Linked DNA regions of Homo sapiens: region 2 is linked to region 1. A link is a loop called in an ENCODE intact Hi-C map of the cell type or tissue named here. Cell type or tissue: A673. All regions are shown on one strand.

The links. Peaks named below come from ENCODE experiments on the same cell type or tissue, not always from the same donor. Only the 100,000 strongest peaks of a DNase experiment are listed, where the experiment ranks them.
Region 2: it touches region 1 in a loop (7-fold over the local background); 25 of 110 quality-filtered maps call a loop at or near these places.

Annotation. Positions count from the first base shown.
Region 1 is chr1:50,870,079-50,878,078 of GRCh38, reverse strand. The region is part of intron 1 of FAF1 (Fas associated factor 1); the gene reads left to right. Among named protein-coding and RNA genes, the nearest start is that of FAF1, 86 kb to the left of the region's middle. RefSeq lists an enhancer at 4,128-4,422. In A673, a CTCF peak has its summit at 4,463; a DNase peak (open chromatin) is centred at 4,418; H3K27ac peaks cover 1,156 bases.
Region 2 is chr1:51,185,732-51,193,731 of GRCh38, reverse strand. No RefSeq gene overlaps it. Among named protein-coding and RNA genes, the nearest start is that of LINC01562, 45 kb to the left of the region's middle. RefSeq lists enhancers at 7,238-7,737, 7,738-8,000. In A673, CTCF peaks have their summits at 1,330 (motif pointing right) and 4,119 (motif pointing right); DNase peaks (open chromatin) are centred at 1,371 and 4,151.

The DNA.
Region 1 (8,000 bases):
GTTATATATTGTTTTGAAGGAAAGCTAATTGGTACTACAGAAGCTTTTGTGAGCTGGCAAGCTCAGATTGGCAAGTGATAGTGGTAGGTAAAACCAGTCTTAGAGCAACAACAGGTTGTTTCAGCAGCTGCTAGGTGAAAATGTTCTTAGGGTTATAGAAGGCCATTTCAGCAACTGGGCTTGTGGAAAATAATTCTTGCAGCAAGTACTATGTGCTCTGAGAGCTTTTTCCCTCTGGCTCCTTGTCTCTGATTTAGTTGGGTATCACAAGAATTTATATAATTAACTTTCACAACAGCCGTTTCTGTTAGTCAGCAGTAAACTGAAGGGAGAAAACACTAATTAGAATGAGGAAGCATTTCTTCCTGGCCAGGAGGGTACTTAGAAAACAAAGAACTGTTACATGTTGGTATAAAAAAGGAATAATGTAACTAGTGGAACATACATATATTACATATGTAATATAAATATTTATTATAAACATCACATATTTATACCTATATTAGGGTTAGGTGTAGGTAGCTCTAACCCTAATGTATATTTACATGTATTTTTAATACATAATATATGATATTTTTACCTAATGTTCTTTTCTGTTCCAGGATGCCATCTAAGATACCACATTAGATTTAGTTACTATACTTCCTTAGGCTCCTCCTTCTGTGTTAGTTTCACAGCCATTCCTTGTTTTTGATGGCTGACAGTTTTCAAGAATACTGTTCAAGTATTTTGTAAAGTGTACATCAGTAGGGATTTGTCTAATCTTTTTCTCATGATTAAACTGGAACTATGGGACTTGGGAAGGAAGACCACAGAGGTAAAGTACCATTTTCATCACATTATATTTTAACATGACTTAGCATTGTTGATATTGACCTTGATCACCTGACTGAGCGTTGTTAGGTTTCTCCACTGTAAAGGTACTCTTTCTCCCCACTACCTGTGCTGTCGCCCTTGGGAAGGAAGTTACTATGTGCATCCCATACTTTAGGAATAGGAAATTATACTCAACCTCCTTGAGGGTGGAGTAGCTACATAAATTATTTGAAATTCTTTTACATAAGGAATTTGTCTCTTCCCTGTTTATTTATTTATTAAATCATTTATTTATATCTATCTGGACTCATGGATATTTATTTTATAATTTAGGTTGTAATTCAATACTACTTCACTTTGTTGAAATGTTTTAGCTTTTGGCTGGGTGCGGTGGCTCATGCCTGTAATCCCAGCACTTTGGGAGGCCGAGGTGGGCGGACCACCTGAGGTCAGGAGTTCAAGACCAGCCTGGCCAACATGGCAAAACCCCATCTCTACTAAAAATACAAACATTAGCCAGGTGTGGTGGTGCTCCTGTAATCCCAGCTACTCAGGAGGCCGAGGTAGGAGAATCACTTGAACCTGGGAGGCGGAGGTTGCTGTGAGCTGAGATTGCGCCACTGCACTCCAGCCTGGGTGACAGAGTGAGACTCCATCTCAAAACAAAACAAAACAAAAAAACAAATGTTTTAGCTTTGGCCATTGGGAGTTCAGTTAGCTTTATATCCCTTTGACGTATTCGTTTGTCGTATCCCCATCATTAGTGTACGTGTGTATGTATGTGTGGTGTTTACATTTGAACACTTACTTGCATTCTGGCACTACAAGGTGTTCCAGGTTCGTCTTGTATATTGCCTTCCTAATATCAGTCCTAGAATTAGCCATTTCTACAAGGAACACTGGTTCCTTTTATTGAACAGTGGTATTAGAAAATAAGATCTGGGTACTAGGTATTCTTGATTTGACCTACTTTTACTTTCCAGAACGTACCTTAATTTCATACATCTGTGTCTTTGGCCATAATGTTTTCTCTGTATGGAATGTTCTCCACCTTTTATTTGCCTGACGTACTCCATTTCATCTTGAGAAGCACGAAGCCTGCTCAAGTACTGTGTCCTCTGGAATGCATACCTTTATTTTCTGTAGGTCATTTACTGTCTCTTTTTAGTCGTTTTACACATTTTACATACTATTATAGCACATATCCTACTATAGTATTGTTTACATGCTTTTGTCCTCTTAGACAGTGAGCTGCTTCAGGGCAATAGTTGGAGCATTCTTATTTGTTAAAACACAAAAACACACATACGAAATTAAACCAGTTGTCTTTTTGAGGAAAAGGATGGTAGTGATAGTTAAAGGAGGATTTGAATGACTGGTTTTATCAAAACTAGAGTCTGGGGAGTTGGGGAGGTATTGGTCAAAGGATACAAAATTTCAGTTAGGGGGGTAAGTTCATGAGCTGTATTGTATAACATGATGACAGTACTTAATAAGAATGTATGTATTAGAGGCTGGGTGCAGTGGCCCACACCTGTAATCCCAGCACTTTGGAAGGCCGAGGGGGGTGGATCACAAGATCAGGAGTTCGAGACCAGCCTGACCAACATGGTGAAATCCCGTCTCTATTAAAAATACAAAAATTAGTTGGGCATGGTGGCAAGTGCCTGTAATCTCAGCTGCTTGGGAGGCTGAGACAGGAGAATTGCTTGAACCTGGGAGAGGGAGGTTGCAGTGAGCTGAGACTGTGCCACTGCACTCCAGCCTGGGCAACAGAGTAAGACCCTGTCTCAGAAAAAAAAGAAAAAAAGAATATATGTATCATATTTTTGAAAGTTGGGTAGAGAGTTGATTGTAGGTGTTCTCACCAAAAAAATGCTAAAATATGTAGGGTAATACATATGTTAGCCCCATTTAGCCATTCTACAATGTATACATATTTCAAAACATTATATTGTACGTGATAAATATATTCAATTTTTGTTAATTAAAATATATAAATAAAACAACAAACCCCCAAAATCTACAGTCTGAAAATAAATAAAATGAAATAAATAAGAAATAAATGAGTATAGGGACAGCTGGAAACCATTACTTTTGTAACAAAACAATAGATTCAGATTGGTATGATTTATAGAATACTTTGAAAAACAAAAAAATTCAGTATTCTTTAATATGAATTCATATATAATGTAAAAATATAAAAAACATGGTGGTATAACTTTCTCACACTTCTGGGAAGGGAAGAAGGAAAAGAAATGAGATACCAACTTGGGCAACATGGCAAAACCCTGTCTCTACAAAAACAGAAAACGAAAAACAAAGATTAGCTGGGCATGGTGGTCCATGGCTGTAGTCTCAGCTACATTACAGGCTGAGACAGGAGAACTGCTTGAGCTCGGGAGGTTGAGGCTGCAGTGACCTGTGACTGCACCACTGCACTCCAGCCCAGGTGACAGAGTGAGACCCTGTCTCCAAAAAAAAAAAAAAAAAAAAAAAAAAAAGAAAGAAAAGAAAATAAGATGGAGAAGGGATGGAGACTTAAATCATCTATAAACATTTCTGACTTTTTTAGAAAGTGGGTTTGAAATATATAGGGCAGTTGGCTGTGCATGGTGGCTAATGCCAGTAATCCTTGTGCATTGGGAGACTGAGGCAGGTGGATTGTATGAGACCAGTACCTCAAGACCAGCCTAGGTAATAGTGAGACTCCATTTCTACGAAAAGTAAAGAAATTAGCTGGGTTTGGTGGTGCTCGCCTGTAGTCCTAGCTACTTGGGAGCTGAGGTGGGAGGATCACTTGAGTTTAGGAGTTCAGTATTATAGTGAGCTGTGATCACACTACTATACTCTAGGCTAGGTGACAGAGTGAGACTCTGTCTCAAAACAATAAATTAAAAACATATAGCAAATATTAAAATTATGAAGTGTTGATGGAGGGTATACCAGGGTATGGGATGGTTTTATTTTTATGTTTAAGAAATTAGTTTTAAGACAGAATGAAGAAAATAATAAACAATAGACTTTCAAATGGTCTGGTAGACTGAAGACCCTCTTTAATACTAAATAAAATCAGCCAGTAGAATAAAGTATTAACAACAAAAATACTAAATATGGTCAAGCTAGAAAGCAAAAATAGACAATTGTCAGGTACTAGAACCAAAAAGGGAAATCAGTGTCATTGCAATGGTTTTATCAGAACCTCCCAGACTAAGCCCCAAATTTTGGGTCTCACATACCCTGCATCATTTCTACAGTTGCTTTCAGCAACTGGCCCTCTCAACTGGATGTAGATACTAGGGGCTGAAGACTGGTCTTATGCCTGGAGATGAGATATAAGACCTCTGTTCTCTAGCAATGATGCAGGGTATGCGAGACCCAAGATTTGCTTAGCCTGGGAGGTTTCTTGGCTTTGCACAGAAAAGAATTCAAGAATGAGTCAGCAGTGAAACACAGCAACTTTATTAAACTCACACTGCCACCTTGCGGAGCAGGGCTAACCTATAGGCAGTGTGCCGAGAGCCCTTGTGGGCTGTTGGTTAATAATTTACACCCACTTTTAATTACATGCAAATTAAGGCACAGGTTTTTCAGAAATCCCTAGAAAAGGAGTGGTAACTTCTGAGTTGTGGCATTTGTAAAGTATCATGGTGTTGGTCGGAGTATCTTATGCTAATGAACAATGAGTGTCACTAGAGGTTGCTTTTGGCGCCATCTGCAGGTTCTGGCCATTTTCTTAAGTTTGTCTTGCCCAGATGGGGAAGTAAGTCCTGCTGGTGTCTTGTCATACAAGGAAGGAGCTATAAAAGCCTGGCGTGTACATTTCAAATAATGTCTAGTAAAATTTTCGTGAAGATTCAGGGAAGCAGTAAAAAAGGTGACCATTTACCCAGGGCCATAGGGGAAAAAGGCATCGTTAGCCTCAAAAAGTGAGAACTATTTTAGGCTCAGTTCCCGACCAATGCGGTAAAGTAGATATCTGAATAAAGTGAGTCACTAATTTTTTGGTTTCCCAGTGCATATAAGTTATATTTACACTATTATGTAGCCCATTAAGTGTGCAGTAGCATTATGTCTTAAAAAGAAAAGCATGTACCTTAATTTTAAAACACTTTATTGTTAAAAAAAATGCTAATTATCACCTGAGCCTTCAGCAAGTATTAATCTTTTTGCTGGTGAAGGGTCTTGCCTCAACGTTGATAGGTGCTGACTGATCAGGATAGTGGTTGCTGAAAGTTGGGGTGGCTCTAGCAATTTCTTAAAATAAGACAACAATTACATTTGCTGCATTGGTTGGCCTTCTTTCATGAGAGGTTTCTGTGTAGCATGCAGTGCTGTTTGATAGCAATTTTTTTTTTTTTTCCAGACGGAGTTTCGCTGTTGTTGCCCAGGCTGGAGTGCAGTGGCGCAATCTCGGCTCACTGCAACTCCGCCTCCCAGGTTCAAGCGATTCTCCTGCCTCAGCCTCCTGAGTAGCTGGGATTACAGGCACCCACCACCACACCCAGCTACTTTTTTTTGTATTTTTAGTAGAGATAGGGTTTCACCATGTTGGGCAGCCTGGTCTCGAACTCCTGACCTCAGGTGTTCTGCCTGCCTCGGCCTCCCAAAGTGCTGGGATTATAGGCATGAGCCACCGCGCCCAGCCTGTTTGATAGCATTTTACACAAACTAGAGCTTCTTTCAAAATTGGAGTCAATCCTCTCAAACCCTACTGCTGCTTTATCAGTTAAGGTTATGTCATAGTCTAAATCCTTTGTTTACATTTCAACAGTGTTCACAGCATCTACATCAGGAGTAGATTTTCATCTCAAGAAACCACTTTTTTTGCTCATCCATAAGAAGCAACTTCGTATCTATTCAGGTTTTATCATAAGATTGCAGCAATTCATGCATATCTTCACACTCCACTTCTAATTCTAGTTATCTTGCTGTCTTCACCATATCTGCAGTTCCTCTGCTGAAGTCTTGAATCCCTCAAAATTATCCATAAGGGTGAGAATCAACTTCTCCCAAACTCTTGTTGATGTTGATATTTTGACCTCTTCCCATGAATTATGAATGGCATCTAGAATGGTGAATCCTTTCCAGAAAGTTTTCAGTGTACTTTGCCCAGATCCATAAGAGGAATCACTATCTACAGCAGCTATTATAGCTTTATGAAATGTATTTTCTTTTTCTTTTTTTTTTTTTTTTTTGAGATGGAGTCTGGCTCTGTTGCCCAGGCTGGAGTGCAGTGGCGCAATCTCGGCTCACTGCAACCTCCGCCTCCCGGGTTCATGCCATTCTCCTGCCTCAGCCTCCCGAGTAGCTGGGACTACAGGCGCCCGCCACTATGCCCGGCTAATTTTTTGTATTTTTGGTAGAGACGGGGTTTCACCGTGTTAGCCAGGATGGTCTCGATCTCCTGACCTCGTGATCCGCCCGCCTCGTTTTTCTAAATAACAAGACTTGAAATTCAAAAATAATCCTTGACCCATGAGCTACAGAATCGATGTTGTGTTAGCAGCCAGAAAAACAACTTTGATCTCTTTGTACATCTCTATCTGAGCTCTTGAGTAACCAAGTGCATTGTCAATGAATAGTAATAGTTTGAAAGGAATCTGTTTTTCTAAGCAGTAGGTCCCAGAAGCTGGGTTAAAATATTGAGTAACCCATATGGTAAAGAGATGTGCTGTCATTCAGGCTTTGTTGTTCCATTTAGAGAGCACAGGCAGAATAGATTTAGCATAATTCTGAAGAGACCTAGGATTTTCAGAATGGTCAATAAGCATTGGCTTCAGTTGAAAGTCACCATCTGCATTAGCCCCTAATGAGAAAGTCAGCCTGCCCTTTGAAGCTTTGAAGCCAGGCATTGACTTCTCTTTTGCTGTGATGATGTTTTCTTCCAATAGAAGGCTGTTTTATCCACATAGAATGTTACTACTGCTGTTTAGTGTAAGCATCTTCATCAATTAGCTAGGTCCTGAATAAAACTTACTACAGCTTCTACATCAGCACTTGCTGCTTCACCTTGCATTTTCATGTTATGGAGATGACTTCCTTCCTTGAACTTCTTGAGCCAACCTCTGCAAGCTTCAAACTTTTCTTCTGCGTGTCCTCACCTGTGTCGTAGAATGTAAGCAAGTTTGGTCCTTGCTCTGCATTAGGTTTTGGCTTAAGCAAAAGTTTCGACTGGTTTAATCTTCTATTCAGACCACTAAAACTTTCTCTATATTAGTAGTAAGGCTGTTCTGCTTTCTTATTATTTGTATATTCACTAGAGTAACACGTAATTTCCCTCAAGAACTTTTCCTTTGCATTCACAATGTGGCTATTTGGTGCAAAAAAACCTTGCTTTAAGCTTATCTCAACTTTCAACATTTCTTTCTCATTAAGCTTAATCATTTTAAGCTTTTGATTTAAAATGAGAAACATGACTTGAACACTTAGAGGCTATTGTTGGATTATTAATTGGCCTCGTTTCAATATTGTGTCTGAGAGAATAGGGACTCCCAAGGAGGAGAGAGATGGGGAACTGGCAGGTCAGCAGAGCAGTGAGGACACATACAACATTTATTGATGAAGTTCATTGTCTTGTGGGCATGGTTTGTGGCGCCTCAAAACAATTACAATAGTAACATCAAAGATCATAGATTACCATAATATATATAATAATAGTGAAAAAGTTTGAAACATTGCAAGAATTACCAAAATGTGACACAGAAACATGCAATTAGCGTGTACTATTGGAAAAATGGTTCTGATGGACTTGCTCGATGCAGGGATGCCATAAACCTCTAATTTTTTCTTTCTTTTTTATTTTTGAGATGGAGTCTTGCCCTGTCACCCAGGCGGGAGTGCAGTGGCGCAATCTCGGCTCTCTGCAACTTGTGCCTCGCGCGTTCAAGTGATTTTCTTGCCTCAGCCTTCCGAGTAGCTGGGACTACAGGCACATGCTGCCATGCTCAGCTAATTTTTTGTATTTTAGTAGAGACGGGGTTTCACTGTGTTGCCCAGGCTGGTCTTGAACTCCTGAGCTCAGTCAGTCAGTCCGCCTTGGCCTCCCAAAGTGCTAGGATTATAGGCGTGAGCCAATGTGCCCGGCCCCTTCAATTTTTTAAAAATGCAATATCTTCACGGTGCTGTAGAGTGTAATAAAATGTGTTTGCTTATACAAAATTCTGTCAAATGATTAAGATTGA
Region 2 (8,000 bases), 320 kb before region 1:
AATGTTATACCAAGGTTTAACCATAAGGAAATGAAAGACTGGAATTGTTTACTTTGAAGAATGAGACTGAGGAAGAAGCAGGATTCAAGGGAAAGATCTGAAGCTCAGTTTGGACATGCTAAGCTTTATATGCATTTTAAATATTCAGGTGGAGCTGCTAAGTAGGCAGTTTGACACATGAGTTGTAGTTCAGGGGAGAGATCCAGGCTAGAGATAAAAATGTGGGATCTATCAGTACGTAGATGATATTTGAAGTCACAGGACTGAATGAGGCTGCCCAGGGAGCAAGTACATACAAGAGAAAAGTGCAAGGAATGAGCTTCAGGAACTCCAACATTTAGAGGTCAGTATATGGGCAACCAGAAAGGGAGACTGAGGGGGAATTATTCAAATTAGATTAAGTGAAAAAAGCCAGGCACAGAAAGACAAATATTGCATGTTCTCACTCATATGTGAGAGCTGTAAAATGTTGATCTCATAGAGGTGGAGAGTGGAATGATAGTTACCAGAGGCTGGGTGGGGGTAGGAGGATGCCGAGAGATTTGTTAACGGGTACAAACATATGGTTAGATAGAAGGAATAAGTTCTAGAGTTTGGCAGCACAGTAGGGTGAATATAGTTAACACCAATGTGCTGTATATTTCCAAATAGCTAGAAGAGAAGATTTGAAACGTTCTGGACAAAAATAAATGATAAATATTTGAGGTGATGCATATCCTAAATACCCTGATTTGATCATTACACATTGTATGCATGTATCAAAGTATGACATGTACCACACAAATATGTACAATTATCATGTATTAATAAAAAAGTAAAAAAAGTAATTAGCATGAACCTAAAAAAAAGAATAGAAAGAAAACAAGGAGAGGGTAGATTCTAGCAGTCAAATGAAGGAGGCACTTCTAGGTAAAGGGAGTAATCAATTCAATCATGTGCTGCTGAGAATTGACCCTGGGACTTAACAACATGGAGGCCATTTGTGGTCTTGACAAAAGCAATTCCAATGGGATATTGGGTCACAGCCAGATTGGGAAAGTCTAAGTGAGACTTAGAGGAAAGGAAGTGGACACAGTGAGATTAGATAAGACTTTTGAGGACTTTTCAGTAAACGGGAGCAGGAAATAGGATTGAAATTGGAAGGGTATGTGGAGTCACGGGAGGGTGATTTTTAAAATGGGAGAAATAATAGCACTTGTGTGTGTGTGTTTATGTGCTTATAGGAATGGCCTAGTACAGGGTTTCTCAATTTGGGACTGACATTTTAGGCAGAATAATTCTTTGTTAAGAAGGGCCATCCTCTGCATTGTAAGATGTTTAGAAAGCTTCTTAGCATTCTGTCCACTAGAGGCCAGTAGTGCGCCCTGCTTCTTTCCTGGGTTGTGATAACCACAAGAGTCTCCAGAAATTGCCAAATGTCTCTTGTGGAAGGGGGATGGCAAAATTATTCCTGATCTAGTAATAAATAAATAAATAAATAAATAAATAAAATAAAAAATATTGGTGATGCAGAATATAGAATGGAAGAATTGCTGGGGGAAATTTCTTTGAGTTGATGGGAAGGGATGGAATCTACTGCATAATAAGAATGGGTCTGCTAGATCACAGACTGCATCCACATTAACAGAGAAAGCAGAGGTGTGAGCACTGATGTAGCTAGGAGTTAGATGGGGGTGATGGGAACATATGGAAATTCCCCTCTAGTTGCCTGTGTTTTCTCGGTAAAATAAGCAAAGTAAGCAGCTGGAAAACAAGCACTGAAAAGAAGGTAAGTCACCATAGCATTTGCAGGAAAAAACAAAAAAATCAAAAGGAGGTATTGAAAGTTTTAGGAGACAGGAGATCTCATGGAGGTCATCTCAGAGAATGAAACATAAAATGGACTGGAGAAATACGTTGTAATTGCTAAGCAGCTTTACTATTCAGCAGTAAAGACATTAAGCGTAGAGTAAGACTAATTAACATTGGTATGTATTTTTCTCCAGTCCTACTCCAGGTCTTGGTCCAGGTACTGAGTAAGCAGAGAGTTGGATACAAGCAGAACTGCAGATTTGCCAAGAGAGTACCATGAAGTGAAGGGAGCAAGGGAGTCCAGGGGATATGCAAGAGAGTGATTATAATGATTGACCATGATATTTAAGCTGGATATAGAAGAATTTGTGTAGGGGATGGAAGATTGTGAAAAGGAATGTGGTAAGATCATCAGTGGCATATAGGTCCCTGTGGGATTGGAAGATTGTTGGAGTTGATATTAAAAAAGTGAGCTGGAAATATAGAAAGTCAGAGGGTGGGATCCCTGAAATTGAAATTATGGAGAGACACATTTATTGGTAGGGACAAGGTCTAGGGTATGAACATGGTAGTGAGTTTCAGGGCAGGGTCACAAAAGCAGATACACAGAGACATAAGGTATCCAATTCTGGGGGCTGAGGAGTTACAGCAAGACCTTACTGCAGTAACTAACATAAAAGGTCACCAACTTCCACTCTACCTTAGATGATCAGCCAAACTATTTATGGGAACATCATCCCCCTTGCTAGTGAGTGATTTAGGGATGGCCAAGTGGACAAGGGAAAGTATTGTGGGGAGCTTCTGGAAAATACTTCCTTATTCTACAGAAAGAAGAAGTTCCTCTTCTTCCTCTGGATTTTGTGATGCTTGAAACCTCTGTAGCCATCCTGTTACCAGCCTGAAGATGAAGCTAATGGTGAAAAAGGCAGATAAAGGGAAAATACGTGGGCTCTTTTTTTCTTTTCTTTTCTTTTTGTTTTTTTTGAGACCAGGTTGTCCAGGCCGGAGTGCTGTGGCTCCATCACAACTCACTGTAGCCTCAAACTCCTGGGCTCAAGCTATCCTTCCACCTCAGCCGCCTGAGTAGCTGGGACTAGAGGTGTGTGCCACCACACTCTGTTAATAATAATAATAAAAATATATAGAGACATGGTCTTGCTATGTTGCCCACGTTGGTGACCTCCTGGCCCCAAGTGATTCTCCTCCCTCAGCCTCCCAAAGTGCTGGGATTATAGGCATGAGCTACCATGCCTGGCAGACAGGGACAGTATTTCATCCTGAAGAAATTAGAGAGCCAAGGGAAGGGTTTTGGCAGGCTAAACAAACAAAAGGTTTGTTTAGGTTTTGAGGATAAGCATTTTCAAAAGGGAAATTCTTTTTCTCTGCCTTTTCCTGTAAGTAAAATTCCTATTGATTTCAAAAATCTACTCATTCATTCAGTAACTATTTACTAAGCACTTACCATGTGCCAATGAAAGTTACAGGAACTTAGGATACAGTGATGGACAAAACAAACATTCCTGACACCATGGATCTTTTGTCCTGTTCAAGCCAGATAGTACCTTCTCCAAGATGTCTGCCTGAAGTCTCTCAATCATACTTGCTATTTCCTTCTGCTTTTATGGCGCATTGTACTATGTTAATGACATTTATTGTAGTCTGCTTCAAGTTGGAGCCATGCTTCAAATGTTAAATATCTTCCACACTACACCAGGGGGTTCTTGAGTTTAGTGTCTACGTTATTAAACTGTCTCCCAAGAGCAGAATTGGTTTGGAGCAAGTAGAAGTGGATCTTGGTTGAATGAGCAAATTATTCTGTCTACAGCCTGAAGGGGTTAGTCCTACATGGTGGAGCTTTTATTGCAGCCGCTGCCAGGCATTCATTTGGAGGAATTGGGAGCCAATCTGTCATGGGCTTAGGCGATCTGGGAGCTGTATAGAAATGACATTCTCAATGAGTGATTATTACTGATAAGTGATAACAAAGTTCATTTGTATGACTATGGGCATAATAGGAAATGAAGGTCTGGATAATTCTATTATGAAATTCAAATAGCTGTCCAGTTTAATGAATGTAAATGGCTCTTTGATGAAGACATGGAATGATGCCAGTGAAAATGGTGACTGCAAGTAAGAAAATTTTTCTTTGGTTTAAACTTCAAAGACTGAATAACTGGGTCTTATATTTGTTTCCATATTTCACAAATTATTGAAATTTAGAGGAAAGATCTCTGATTTTCTTTAAAAAAGGATTACTGTAAAAACCTAAAGCAATTGTTTCTGCTGGATGTCAAATAGTTGCTGTTGTGTTGCTGCACAACCAACAGAGGGAGCCCTTGCCATAGAACCTAATAACTTCCTTACAGAGTTTGTACATTGGTAGAAAGCCAATGGAAGAACAGAAAAAATAAAAAGAATAGAGGAGTTAAGATGTTAAACAATTTGGTTTTAAACTGTATTGTGAATCTGGAATCTCTTTTATGAAACTGGGTTTGGGGGATTACAGATATTTCAAAAGAGTGTGTACGTGTATTGGATTTTTTAAAAGCTCTTTACATACTGCCATAGTGATCATTTATCTTTAAAGCACACAATTATATTACTCTTCTGCTTAAAACTCTCCAATGGTGTCTTCATCACTCATATGACAAATCCAACCTTATGGGGTTGTAAAGATTAAAGCAGATAATATATAGCATAATGCCTGGCGCATAGCTAAATTATCAGTAAATTCTTAGCTATTATTTTTTACTACTGTGTCTTTTACTGTACTGATGGTTCAGACTCGATGCTTTCCAAATGGCCCCATTCCTACTCTGGCTTTAATCTGCTTAACTCCCTTCTTGTCCTAGAGGTTTCAGGACCTCAGAAATCTTGCCTCACTTACAGTGTGGGAGCTCTTTTGGTACATATCATATTGTAATGATTTGCTCACATGTCTCTCCGACTTGAGAGCAGAAGTCATATCTCATAAGTTGTTCTGTCTCCAGGGCCTAGTAATAGAGCAACCAACTGTCCAGGTTTGCTTGGGATTATTCCAGTTTTGTTTTGTTTTTTTGAGATGGGGTCTTGCTATGTTGCCCAGGGCTGGGCTCAAGCAGTCCTTCTGCCTCACCCTCCTGAGTAGCTGGGATTATGGGCACACACCACCAGACCCCAGGCTATTTTTTGTTTTTTAGTTTTGTTTTTTGGAAAAAAGGCAAACACATTTATTCTTTTTTTTTTTTTTTGTAGAGACGAGGTTTTTCTATGTTGCTCAGGCTTGTCTCGGACTCAGCTCAAGTGATCCACCTGCCTTGACCTCCCAAAGTGCTGGGATTACAGGCATAAGCCACTGTGCCCAGCTCATACAAATTTATTAACATGTACACAGGGAGAACCATAGAGTGATTACCCTGACTGTTCCAGTTTTAGCATTGAAAATCTCATGTCCCTGGAACTCCTCAGTTCCAGGCAAACCAGGACAACTGGTCACCCTACCACAGATTCTGATACATAATAATAGTTCAATCAATAAATTTGTTTACCTAAGCAAATTATCTTTGATGAGTCAGTTTTGCTTCCTGGGCTTAAGTCTGTCCAACTATAACCAAAAATTTTAAACAAGATAATGTCTAAGGCCTATTTCAACTCTGATATTTTATTTTATTTATTAATTATTATTATTATTATTTCTTAGGGAGATATTCTCACTCTGTCACCTAGGCTGGAGTGCAGAGCTGTGATTATAGCTCACTGCAACTTCAGTCTCCTGGGCTCAAGTGATCCTCCCGCTTCAGCCTCCTGAGTAGCTAGGACTATAGGTGCAGTAACACCACGTTTGGCTAATTTTTTAAAAAAATTATTTTTTATATTTTGAGACAAAGTCTTGCTCTGTCACCCAGGTTGGGGTGCAGTGGCATGATCTCGGCTCACTGCAACCCCTGCCTCCTGGGTTCAAGCGATTCTCCTGCCTCAGCCCCCTGAGTAGCTAGGATTACAGGCACCTACCACCACACTGCCTGGCTCATTTTTGTATTTTTGGTAGAGACGAGGTTTCACCACGTTGGCCAGGCTAGTCTCAAACTCCTGACTGCAAGCATGAGCCACTGCACCCAGTCCCCTTTCTTTTTAAAGACAAGATCTCACTCTGTCACCCAACTGGAGTTCAGTGGCAGGATCATAGCTCACTTCAGCCTTGAACTCCTGGCCTCAAGTGATCCTCCTGCCTTGGCCTCCCAAAGTGCTGGGATTACAGGCATGAACCACCACACCTGGCCTTTTAATTATTTTTACAGATGGGGTCTTGCTCCATTGCCTAGGCTGGTCTTGAACTCCTGGGCTCAAGCAATCTTCCTGCCCTGGCCTCCCAAAGTGCTAGGATTACAGGTCTGAGCCACCACATCCAGCCCAACTCTGATGTTTTATAACTGGATGTCACATTTATTGCCTGCCTTCACTCATCATTTTACTTTATACTCAGGAAATCTTAAATAGTCACCATTCTAATTTTTTTTAAAAAGCACTGCTGAAAATAGTCATGATACATAAGTAAAAAGTAAGATATAAATCTTATATATGCCATAATCCCAATTTTGTAAATATGTATATTTTTATGTTTAAGAGAAGAAAAGTGAATGCAATTGTGAACTTTTAAGTTATGGATAGTTTTTCCCACTTTCTGCATTTTCAAAACTCTCTACAATGATTGCATGATTTTATAGGCAGTCAGCAAGAGATACAAAACACTAATCTTTATGCTGATGTGGCAGTGGGTATACTTCATTTATTTATTTATTTTTTGAGACAGAGTCTCACTTTGTCATGCAGGCTGGAGTACAGTGGTGGGATCTTGGCTCACTGCAACCTCTGCCTCCCAAGTTCAAGTGATTCTCTTCCCTCAGCCTCCCAAGTAGCTGGGATTACAGGCACACACCACCATGCCTGGCTAATTTTTGTATTTGTATTTTAATTAATTAATTAATTAATTAATTTTGAGACAGAGTCTCACTCTGTTGCCTAGGCTGGAGTGCAGTGGCACGATCTTGGCTCACTGAAACCTCCACCTCCCGGGTTCAAGCGATTATCCTGCCTTAGCCTCCCGAATATCTGGGATTACAGGCATGCACCACCACACCCGGCTAATGTTTTTATATTTTTGGTACAGATGAGGTTTCACCATATTGGCTAGGCTGGTCTCGAGCTCCAGACCTGAAGTGATCCACCCGCCTCTGCCTCCCAAAGTGCTGGGATTACGGGCGTTAACCACCACACCCGGCCTTATTTTATTTTATGTTTTTGAGATAAAGTCTTGCTCTGTCACCCAGGCTGGAGTGCAGTGGTGTGATCTCAGTTCACTGCAACCTCCACCTCCTGGGTTCAAGTGATTCTCCTGCCTCAGCCTCTTGAGTAGACTACAGGCATGCTCCACCATGCCCGGCTGATTTTTGTATTTTTAGTAGAGAGCAGTTTTTGCCATGTTGGCCAGGCTGCTCTTGAACTCCTGACCTCAAGTAAGCTGTCCGCCTCAGCCTCCCAAAGTGCTGGGATTACAGGTGTGAGCCACCATGCCCGGCCAGCAGTGGGTATATTTTAAATAATTATTTTTCAGAAAATTATTATCTTTGCATGAAGTTGTTAACAAAAGTTAAGTCACTTGGCTGGGTGCTGTGACTCACGCCTGTAATCTCAATGCTTTGGGAGGCCGAAGCAGGAGGATTGCTTGAGCCCAGGAGTTTGAGACCAGCTTGGGCAAAATGGTGAGACCCTGTCTCAAAAAAGAAAAAAAAAAAAGAAAGAAAGAAAGAAAATGAAAAAATAAGTTAAGTAACTGACTGTATGTTTCCTTCAGTACAATGGTATTCAAACTTTTTTTTTTTTTTTTTGAGATGGAGTCTTGCTCTGTCACCCAGGCTGGAGTGCAGTGGCACAATCTCGGCTCACTGCAAGCTCCGCCTCCCGCGTTCACGCCATTCCCTTGCCTCAGCCTCCTGAGCAGCTGCGACTACAGGTGCCTGCCACCATGCCTGGCTAATGTTTTGTATTTTCAGTAGATACGGGGTTTCACCGTATTAGCCAGGATGGTCTCGATCTCCTAACCTCGTGATCCACCCACTTCAGCCTCCCAAAGTGCCAGGATTACAGGCGTGAGCCACCGCGCTGGCCTCAAACTTTAATGTAGGTCTGGAGGGGCCTGAAATTCTGCATTTCCAACAAACTTCCAGATGATG